2 separate regions of the Homo sapiens genome follow, and region 2 is linked to region 1. The links are chromatin loops, found by intact Hi-C in ENCODE. Cell type or tissue: CD4-positive, alpha-beta T cell. All regions are shown on one strand. Each heading gives the region's core, and the rest is flanking DNA. Links, peaks and the distances in the headings are about the cores only.

Region 1 (5,370 bases), core at 200-5,199:
TTTGGGATGCCAAGGTGGGAGGATCATTTCAGCCCAGGAGTTTGAAACCAGTCTGGGCACTACAGGAAAACCCTGTCTACAAAAAGGAGAAAATTAGCCGGGCACAGTGGTGCATGCCTGTAGACCCAGCTACTAAGGAGGCTGAGGTGGGAGGAGTGCTTGAGCCTGAGAGATCAAGGCTGCAGAGAGCCATGATCATACCACTGCACTCCAGCCTGGGCGACAGAGCGAGACACTGTCTCAAGAAAAAAAAAAAAATTATTTGATGTAGTCCTAAAACTATTATGTAGAATACTATTGTTTATATCACAGCACGTGAGCCCCTTAAATGGCTTAACACTTATTTAGGTATGATCCATAAAGCTTTTCTGGTAATTAAGTATACTTAAGAACAATTAAGTATAAAAGAGTTACTGCCTTGACAGGAAGATTGTAAAAATTTTAAAAAGACAAATAAATAAAAGAGTAAAAACTGTAGCTCTGTGAGGCTCAAATAACATCTAATTCAAGTCACAATGAACATCTAGCAATCATTCTGAACACCATATAATTCACTTAATACGTTTTGCCTGAACACCCAACACATCTGAATTACCAACACCCATATGTAGCCAAGAAACTGGCAATCATTTATAAATTATCACCTATGACTCCATCTGCTCTACGCACTTATTTTTTAAATTTTATTCATTTATTTATTATTTTTATTTGTTGTAGAGATGGGATCTCACTATGTTACCCAAGTTGGTCCAGAAACAGAAACAGACCCACACTAATTTCATAAATCAGATGACCATACAGTCATTCGATTTATGAAAAAAAGTGCCACATGGTGCGGAAGGAAAAGGATGGTCTTTTCAATAAATGGTGCTGGATCAAGCAGACACATCCATGTAGTAAAAAGTGAATCATAGCCAGGTGGGGTGGCTCACACCTGTAATTCCAGCACTCTGGGAGGCTGAAGCGGGCAGATTACTTGAGCCCAGGAGTTCGAGACCAACCTGGGAAACATGTTGAATCCCCATCTCTACAAAAAATATGAAAATTAGCCAGGCATGGTGGCACATGCCTATAGTCGCAGCTACTCAGGAGGCTGAGGTGGGAGGATCACTTGAGCCAGGAGATGGAGGTTGAGTGAGCTGAGATCCTGCCACCACACTCTAGCCTGGGCAATAATAGACTGAGGCCCTGTCTGAAAAAAAAAAAAAGCAAAAACTAAAATAAAATCGTTATAAGGTTAACACAGAAAAATGTGTTCATACTCTTAGGTTAGGCATTGATTTCTTAAACAGGACACAAAAAACAGTAACCATAAAGGAAAAGATTAATAAAGTATAATTTCATTAAAATGAAGAATCTCAGGCTGGGTGCAGTGGCTCATGCCTGTAATCCCAACCCTTTGGGAGGCCGAGGCAGGTGTATCACTTGAGCCTAGGAATTCCAGACCAGCCTATGCAACGTGGCAAAACCCATCTCTACTAAAAATACAGAAAACAGCTGAGTGTGGTGGTACTCCCCTGTAGGTCCCAGCTACTTGGGGGCTGAGGCAGGGGGATCACCTGAGCCTTGTGAGGTCAAGGTTGCAGTGAGCTGTGATTGTGCCACTGCACTCCAGCCTGGGCGATGGAGTGAGATCCTGTCTCAAAAAGAAAAAAAAAAAAAGAGAATCTCCCTTCATGAAAAAACACCATAAAAGAGTGAAAACGCAAGCTACAGATTGAAAAAAGGGAAATGCAATACATATAAATCCTAGAAAGGAGGCATATCCAGAATAAAGTATTACAAATCAACAGGAAAACAAGCATATCAATGAAAACTGGATAAAAAGATTTAACAGGCACGTCACAAAAGAGGACATATAAATGGCAATAAAAGATACTCAATCTCAATGAAACCACACTGATATATTACTGCACCCCTACTAGAATGGCAAAATAATTTTTAACTGACAGGTATCAGCGAAGATGTGGGGTAACCAGCATATCCCTGCTAAATGGTACAACTACTTTGGGAAAATGTTCAACAATATGTAATACTAAAGTTTTATCATTCATATACCTCTAAAACCAACAATGCCACCCCTACAAATATACCCCAGACTAGTAATGTTCAATTTCTTGATCTGTGGTGGTTCACTTGGTAAAAATTCATTACTTTTTTTTTTTTTTTTTTGAGACAGGGTCTCACTCTGCCATCCAGGTCGGAGTGCACTGCCATGATCACGGCTCACTGCAATCTCAACCTCCCGGGCTCTGGTGATCCTCCCAACTCAGCCTACCGGGTAGCTGGGACTACAGGCACACGCCACCACACACAGCTAACTTCTGTATTTTTAGTAGAGAAAGGGTTTTGCCACATTGCCCAGGCTGGTCTGGAAATCCTGGGCTCAAGTGATCTACCCACCTTGGCGTCCCAAAGTGCTGGGATTACAGGTGTGATCACTGCGCCCGGGCCACCTGCACATGTAAAATTGTGAACTTCTGTATACTTCAGTAACTTTTCCAAGATTTCTTTGACGCAAAGTTCTCAGAAATCTTAAAGCTAGCATTTCAGAATAGAAAAAGTAGCTTCTGGTTCACTAGTGAAATTTTACCAATAGAATTTAAAAACAAAAAGCTACTAACGCATATCAGCTCAGAACACTACCAGCAGATCTTTTCTTTAACTTCCTGAAGCACTGGGATTCATTCTTTTGGCAAAGAAAGGATGAACAACACTGTAACCCAAAGAAAAGATACCACTGCCAGAAAAGACTTCTTTTCGAAAGCAGCTCTAAGCAAAAGATAGGAGGAAAACAAGGAAGCCAGGCCAAACGTCTTGGTTAACTCTCCGCTGAAAGGACGCCACATGAGATGATCTAAGAAGCCAGCCAGCCAGCCAGACGCAGGGAAATCACAGCAACTCTTTGGAGTGCAAACAGCAACCCCACAATCCAATCTACCCGAAATCCTGCGGTTCATTTGAGGCTTGCCCCGCTAGTCAGGAGGTGATTCAGTGATGGCTACAAATGCTGCTCATGTGCATCCTGGAGCTGGCACACCTGGCTTGCCCATCACCAGCCTGGAGACACCGCCAGGAGCAGAAGCCCGGAGGCCAGTAAAGACCCCAACTTTGCAAGTCAGGGGCGCGAGCGCGCTCGCCTCTCAGGTCCGCAGAGGGAACGGATTTCTGGCCTGGAGGGTGGGGTGCGGGGTCAGTGTCCTCTACAGGATATAGGAGGACGTGCCCCCGAAGCTGCTCCGTCCCTCCACCCCCTGGGATGCCACAGAACACCCGCCAGCGAGTTTCTTCCCCAGCGCCCACGAGAGTTGGGCTGCGGGCGGCAGCGGCAGGCGAAGAATCCAGCGCGGGGAACTCAGGCCCCGGCGGTGCACGACCCCCCACAGCCCCCACCCGCCCCCGCGCTCGCGCAACAAAACTTGCCACGGCCGCGCCTCGACCCAGCTGTGCGCCCGCGGGTCCCGGATTCACCGCCCGCCCAGCCTGGCGCGGCGCCCTCACCTCAGAAACGCTGGGTGGACTTCGCGTAACTTCCCATTCACAGGGCAGCCGGCAGCCGCGCCGCCGCGCCTCGGCCCAGCTCCTGGCGCCGCAGATCGCCCGTCCCGCGTTCCCAAAAGCACCGCGCTCGCTCAGAAGCTCGGGCAGCCTCGCGACCCTCACCTACGCCTCCCAGTACCGCCGCTGTCTCAACCGCCACCCAGCCCCTCGCCTGCGCCTGCGCCTGCAGCCCACTGGCTCCTCAGGATCCCGATGGGCGTGTCAGGATAACCCAAGGCGCAGGCGCGGCGGGGCCTTAAAGGGACCCGGCGGCCTCTTCTGCACAACGGGTTCGAGCAGGTTAGGGGCCGCGCAGGCGGAGGAAAGGAGTAACCCAGGGGAAGGACCGAGTGCAGCGGGGACGGGGAAATCCCTCTCTCCCCTCCGCCTGTCTTTCAAAGCACCAGCCCTCGACCCTCCAAATCGCTGGTTTCCCCGGCCACTTGAACAGCCCCTGCCAGGTTGAAGAGGCAGGAGACACACCCCCTCTGGGGCTGGAGCGACCCCGCGCTTAGGACTGCAGGCCTCGCGCTGCCGCACCGCCCCGAATCTGACTTCCAGGCACGGGCACGCGGTGCAGTCGGGCAGGCTTCAGAAGAGCCCCCAGCTCTCCCAGAGGTGGCCTTAGGTCACTCTCAAAAAGAATAACCAATGTGTCAATGGCACTTGTAGTTATTTTCTAATTTAAATTTATTAACAGATTTTGCAGATGGGCTTCCACTGAAATAAGCCTTTGAGAAAAAGAAAAACTTTTTTTTTCAACAGGATTAGAATACCAAGAAATAGGAAGTAAAGCCATGCCGTCCACCCAGCTAAAAACTTTGAAAACTTGATATTTTATCTAAGGCAAATGTTTGCATAACTTTAGGTCATGCCATTATTTAAAGTCAATTTCAGTTAACAATTTCATTGCAACTGAATCTATCTTGTATAAGAAAACTAAGATACATCCCTGATAATCTACCTCTCCCCTCCTATACTCCATCCGTCAGCAAATCCTACTGGTTTTTACCTTCCAAATTTTCCTTGAATCTGTCCTCTTCTATCTCCTCCGTCACCACCCTAGTCTAGGCTGCCTTCACCTGGGGAGTGAGGGTCGAGGGACTACTGACCTAGTCTTCTTGTGGTTTACCCATATCCCCTTTATCGCCTCTCTAATCTCAACACAACAGGCAGAGTGGCTTTTCCAAAATATAATGTGACCGTGTCACTTCCCAGCCTAAAGCACTTAAACACCTTCCCATTCTCTTAGACAAAACCTCCTAACTAACCAAGCCCCGAATGGCCAGGCGCCTTGCCCACTTCTTCATCTCTTCTCACTACTCAGACCAATTCTGTTCTGCTCTCTCTGCTCCAGCCAAACTGGCCTCTTTTATTCCCTATTTACCAGCTTCCTGGCCTCCACAGAGCTTTTGCTCATGCTTTGCTCTGTGCCTGGAAAGTTCTTCTAACCCCTATTCTTCTGAGAACAGCTGTAGTCTCCACCTCTGAAAAGCACCTTCTGACCTCCCTATGGTGGTCCCTTACTCCTATCACATTGCATGAAACTGTAATCGGGTGGTTATTTTGGTGAATTTTTTACTATCGGCTACGTAAGCCCAGGGTTTGGTTTTGTTTGCTTCATGATTTGTATTTCCACATTTGTTAAATACATATTTGTTCATAAATGAGAATGATGGATGCTAGAAGTTGAAGTAAATTTGGCATAAAGTCAGAGAAAGAGAAAATGTCACAATCTGACAGTTGGAGTCAGAATGTAGAAACTTCAGTTATATTAAAACTGATTTTATATCGTTTTAGGCTGAGTTGTCTTAGGATGCTTTGGGTAAC
Region 2 (5,370 bases), core at 107-5,106, 410 kb before region 1:
CACTGCTAGTCCCCACAAGGAACCAAGAGCTCCTTCCCCGCTGGCTTGCTGGTGGAGGCTGGAGGTGATGGAGACCAGTCCCTGAGCCCCAAGCACACTTTTGACCTTTCTCTCTCTCTTTTTTTTGTTTTTTTATTTGTTAGTTTTTTGGCTTTTTGTTTTGTTTTGTTTTAAGACAGAGTCTCGCTCTGTCTCCCAGGCTGGAGTGCAGTGGCATGATCTCGGCTCACCACAACCTCCGCCTTCCAGGTTCAAGCGATTCATGACCTCTCTCTGAACCTCTCTGCCAAGCGTCTGTTCCAAAGAGCCAACTGGACAGCTCCCCTGAGGAGTGTCTAACTCTCTTCCAGTATATAAGCCCCACGAAGGCTGAGCCTCGTCTCTTTGCCACTGTATCTCAGTGTCTGATGATACTGCCTGACCCACAATTTGGGCTCAGTAAGTACTTGTAGGCAGGATGGGTGGAGGGTGTTCCACAGACGTCAACTCATTCAACAAAACTCGGCATCAGAAAAAACTCAGCTTCTCCCACTCCAAGCCAGATCCCCTTTACTGTTCTCCATTCCAGTGAAAGACCCCACCAGTTTGCCCAAGAGGAAACTCAGACGTCATGCTCACCTCTTCCCTTTCCATCCCCCCTACACCCATCTGGTAGCTATGTCCTGTCTTTCCTCCTTATTGTCCCTTGAATCCACTTATCCTGAAGTACCCTGCCACTTCTGGAGCATCTACCCTCTCCTGAGCAACTGCAAGACCCTCTGGCCTCTCCCCTTCCAGTTCATCCTCCAAATTGGCCAGGAGCAAAATATCATCCCTCTGCTTAACTCTCCACGCTCCCTGCTGCCTCAGAAAAAGTCCAACCTCTCTATCATGACCTTCAACATCCCAACTTCCCTCTGCTGCCTTTCTCCTTTACAAATCCAGCCACATTAGGCTTCATGATTCCCAAACACACATTCCGCTCTTCTACCCTACCATGACTCTGCTGTACTCCTGCACTCAAACTACCTGTCTACCTGGAAAACTCCTACTCATCCTTCAAAACCCAGCTCAAATGTCCTGTCCTCTATGAAGCTTTATTGATTCTCACTCCACACCAGGAAATACCGCAGTACACCCTTATATCAAAACCCTGATGATATGGTTGTCAGAATGTATTTTCACTGTCTGAGAGCTTCTGTGAGCAGAAAACAAGTCTCATTCATATTTATGTCCCTAGCACTGGCCTGCTACAGAACAGAGATTCAGTGACTGTTTACTAAATGAACAAACAAATCAGGAATGAATTCTTCTTATAGCATAACATGTCCATCCTTTTTTGTTTTAAGAGATGGGGTCTCACTATGTTGCCCAGGCTAGTCTTGAACTCCTAGACTCAAGTGATCCTCCTACCTTGGCCTCCCAAAGTGCTGGGATTACAGGTGTGAGCCACCGTGCCCAGCCCACATGTCCATCCTTTATCCCATTCACCTTATCCAGGTAGTCTTCTACCTCACTCTTCCTAACAATCCCAGCTAATACTGAACAAGTGTTCACTGTGAGTCAGGCATGGTGCTGCCATCAGACAGAGCTGGCATCCTCCTGGCTCCCCCACCTACTAGCTCCATGATCTGAGAGTAACAGAGAAGCCTATTTCCCAGGGAGGTATTTGGAGGATTAAAGGGAATAATCCACGTAGCATGCCTTGCACAGAGTAGGTACTGAGTAAATGTTGGCTTCTGGCATAGCTGTGACTCAGGGCAGAGTTGGGACTCTAGGGCTATGCTCTTAGTCTCTGCTCTTACTGGCTGAAGCTCACAGCATCTCCAAGTCCTCGGCATACAGTCTAGCCCTTGATTCTCCCTTCTGGAACATGGACTTGTCTCACATCTCTGCCTTTGCTTCAGGAGCCTCCAAATCTCAGGGTGCCCTGGCAGCATACCCTGGCACAGGCAGGGACTCCCAGGCCCAGGGATGGACTGGTCATAAGCCCAGTGGTGGGGAGGAAGAGAGCCTGGCTCCACTTTACCTACCCACCCCTGACTGCCCCGACTCACTCCTTCCGCCGAGAGAGCAGCAAGCAGTCATTGAAGAGGTGGAGGTAGACTGCCTTGCTGGACAGCTTCAGCTTGGCAGGGGGTGCTGCAGGCAGTGGTGCCAGCTCTACCAACTCTCCATGCCGAACCAGCCAGCGGGCCTGAGAGATCAGCGGGAAAATCTAGAGGGATGGAGAAGGATGGGTCAGGCCCAGGGGCACCAGGCAGAGAGCACAAGATGGTAGATGGGAGGGTGTGGGCAGCGATTAACTGGCCTGAAGCCCCCAGGGCAAGGAAGAAACAAGAGCTGCCCCTTGGGGTCCCCATCCCGCTGGCTGCAGACACACACCTTGCCCTCAAAGTGGATCTTCTTGCTCAGGTGGATGAGTTCCTCTGTCCTCTTCATGGACTGTACACTAGCATTGCACTCCTGCACCAGCTGGGGGAGCCGTGGGGAGGTCACCTGCAGCCCCTCAGCTCCGGCTCCCAGAGCCCAGCCTCAGACTCTTGCCTGGGGACCGGAGACTCTGACAGCTGGGGGCTGTTTTAGAGACGTGCTGGGGGTCCAGGGGGGGCCTCAGGAGCCAAGCAGCCCCTGCCCTGCCCAGCTCACCTCCTTGAGCGCATTGAAGGCCTTGGTGGCCATGTCTTCGTCTTCAGAGCCCTGTGCTGTCCGCTTCAGGATGTTCTGGAAGGTGGGATCAGCACAATGAGGCAGTCCTCATACTCCCGAGACCCGGCCCGCCCACAGGTGTATCTCCCTCGCCCAGCCCTCACTGTGGCCTGTCCCCTCGAGGTACCTCCACCAACATCTTGAGGCGGGTGATCCTCTGGAAGGGCAGGATAAGGAAGGAGGTAAGGGGCAGACGCTGGCACACAGGAGACTCCTCCAGGCGAGCCAGGATGCCAGGGAACCTGGGGTTCTCCAGGCTGGAAAATGGGGAGGACTCTGGAATCACAGGTAGGCCTGAATTCCTGGGATCCACAACCCTGGCCATCCACGGGGTCCTCAGGGGGCTTCTCAGCACATCCTTACTGCCCTTTGGGGTTGCATCTCACCTTATCCTGGTCACAGAGACCTTTTCAGGGACCCCTCCCCTCCCAGAGTCACCTTACGTCACCCAGCCCTCAGTGCCTACACCTGCCTGAGACTCCCTCCACGCCCCCGCCCCTTTCAGAGCCCCCAGCCCTACAGCAGGCGCTGGTAGGTGCGCTCCTGGTAGGCCTGGTTGGTGACATAGGGCAGGTAGACTCTGCGGAAGGCCGGGCAGTGGTCCAGCACCACGTCGCACACGCTGAAGCGCAGCACATCTGCCTCCAGCCGCTGCTCCAGGTCCTGCAGGAACCTGAGGAGTCAGAGCCAGGATGGAGACCCCAGATCTGGGAGCTGGCCAACCACTGGCTCCGTCCCCACCCCGGGCCAGGCCAGACCACTTCTTCACCTCTCGCTGGTGCTCTTGACCTCGGGCAGTTTGGAAAACAGCCACTGCTTGTCCTGCGCCCCCAGACACTCGCTCAGCTCGGCAGAGCCTAAGAAGTGGCCCACAGCCACCGACAGGCTGTGGATGTAGGAGGCCTCGGAGGTGATCAGCTCAAACTTGGCCTGAGGGAGGGCACACACGGGGTCGAAAGGGCAGGACCAGTTCACCTCGGAGGCCCTGGCCTCACATCCCCAGACCCCAGGACGCCACACCTCGCGTCCTCGCCCCTTCTCTAGCCCCACTCCTAATCTGGCGCCGGGCGGGCCCGGCGACCCACGTCCCGCCGCGGGAAATTGTGCAAGCCTTTCCTGTCCTCGATCCCGCCCCTCTCCTAAGCCCCGCCCCGACGCGTTCTTCCCAGAGCCCCGCCCACCCCCCAGGTCCCGCCCCTGATCCTGGCCCCGCCTTGTTCCGCGCCCACCAGGCGTTTGCTCTTCCAATGGTTCCGCTCCTCATCCGGCCCTGTCCTATCCTAGGTTTCGTCCCGCTGGCTCCGCCCCCTACCCGCACCCAAGCCCGGCTCCCCTCGCCTCTCGCTCAGCGGCTTGCTGTCCTCGCTTCCAGACGGCCTCGTGTAGTCAGGTCCTAGAGCCAACCTTCCGCGCGGACAGTCGCGCCAGCAACCCCCTTTGTGTGTCCCCCTCCCTCTATGGCCCGGTTCCCGCTAAGTCCCCGGACCGCGTACTCCCCGGCCCGCCCCCGCCCCGCCGGGTCCCCGCGCGCGCCCACCTCCTGCAGCTTGCAGTCCCGCAGGCTCAGCGTGGCCAGGACGCCGCTGCCGCGTACGTCGGGGATATCCTGCCACAGCGAGAAGGTGGAGCCTCGCGCCGAGCGCTGCGCCCGGAAGGAGCTGCTGGGGGAGAGGTTGGCCCGCGGCGGCCCCGGCCCCTCCTCTGCGCCCTCGGCCTCGTCCCCCGGGCCCTCCTCCTCGCGCTGCTGCCGCCGCAGTTCGCGGGCGCTGGCCACGTCGCTGTATTCCTGATAGAGGACGGCTGGGGGAAAGACGGGCGGGGGAGAGCGTGGGGCGCCCGCCAGCCCCTGCCCGGCTTTTCCTCGGTTCCCTCAAGAGCCCGCGTCACTTAACCTTTGCCGCGGTTCGGATATCTGGACACAGTGAATTCATTCATTCATTCATTCATTCCATAAACAAATTGAGCACCTACTGAGTGCTAGATACCGACAGTTCCATTCTCCGTTTCTCACTCGATCCCTACCTCTCAACTCTCCAAACCCTCTTTTCCCCGTTTCCACACCGCAGCCCCTTCCTCCGTTACCTCCTCCCAGGGACCCCCCTCCCACGTACAGTTAAGGAGGAATCGAGACTGGCGCCGCTCGTTGGTGCTCCTGGACCCCAAAGGCGGCTCTTCCTGTGTGTCTAGCCTAGGAAAGAGAGAGCGTCACGGCCCTAGTTCGCCTGCACCCTGTCTCGGACCCAAGCCCAAACGGGAGGTGGTACCTGGGCTCGGACCAATCGCCCTCTCGTGAGTCACCAGGGGCTGGCCGCGACACCCGGTCCCCGCTCATCTCTACACTTCGAGCCTCCATTCCAGATGCTTTCCCTGGAGAGGGCGAGAACTGAGGGTGGGGGGTCCAGAGAGTGGGCCTGGGGCCTGGGCCCCGGCCCAGGCACCCTGACGGCCTCAGGCGGCCGGTGAGTGGGCATCGCCCACCCCCACCCCCACCCGGCATCTGGCTGCCCTCAGGGCCCATGGGAGGAGCTGGTACCTTCCCGGGCTGCTCCGGTGCCTGACCCAGAGATGAGTGCCCGGGCTGCTGAATTCCGCCCCAGGCGCAGAGAAGAGTGCAGCCGGGTCATCAGCTCCGATGCCGAGAAGCGCCTCCGCTCAGGACCTTCGAGGCTCACTCGGGTGGAC

What was found. Peaks named below come from ENCODE experiments on the same cell type or tissue, not always from the same donor. Only the 100,000 strongest peaks of a DNase experiment are listed, where the experiment ranks them.
Region 2: a loop joins it to region 1, with 9 times the contacts of the local background. A loop is called at or near these places in 2 of 110 quality-filtered maps.

The regions. Positions count from the first base shown.
Region 1 is chr1:16,609,837-16,615,206 of GRCh38, forward strand. NBPF1 (NBPF member 1) reads right to left here and starts at 3,728. Exons shown (of 18, transcript NM_001405701.2): 1 at 3,502-3,728. RefSeq lists an enhancer at 3,572-4,529. In CD4-positive, alpha-beta T cell, for the core only: a CTCF peak has its summit at 3,244; DNase peaks (open chromatin) are centred at 3,015, 3,755 and 4,755; H3K4me3 peaks cover 1,767 bases; H3K27me3 peaks cover 245 bases.
Region 2 is chr1:16,202,723-16,208,092 of GRCh38, forward strand. It overlaps ARHGEF19 (Rho guanine nucleotide exchange factor 19), which reads right to left. Exons shown (of 16, transcript NM_153213.5): 3 at 5,222-5,370; 4 at 4,953-5,055; 5 at 4,800-4,876; 6 at 4,226-4,488; 7 at 3,458-3,618; 8 at 3,209-3,361; 9 at 2,816-2,945; 10 at 2,629-2,703; 11 at 2,365-2,454; 12 at 2,037-2,197. Among named protein-coding and RNA genes, the nearest start is that of ARHGEF19, 7.2 kb to the right of the region's middle. RefSeq lists silencers at 3,804-3,873, 4,074-4,523 and an enhancer at 4,570-5,370. In CD4-positive, alpha-beta T cell, for the core only: CTCF peaks have their summits at 2,426 (motif pointing right) and 2,640; DNase peaks (open chromatin) are centred at 2,469, 3,279, 3,969, 4,319 and 2 weaker places; H3K4me3 peaks cover 1,836 bases; H3K27ac peaks cover 1,453 bases.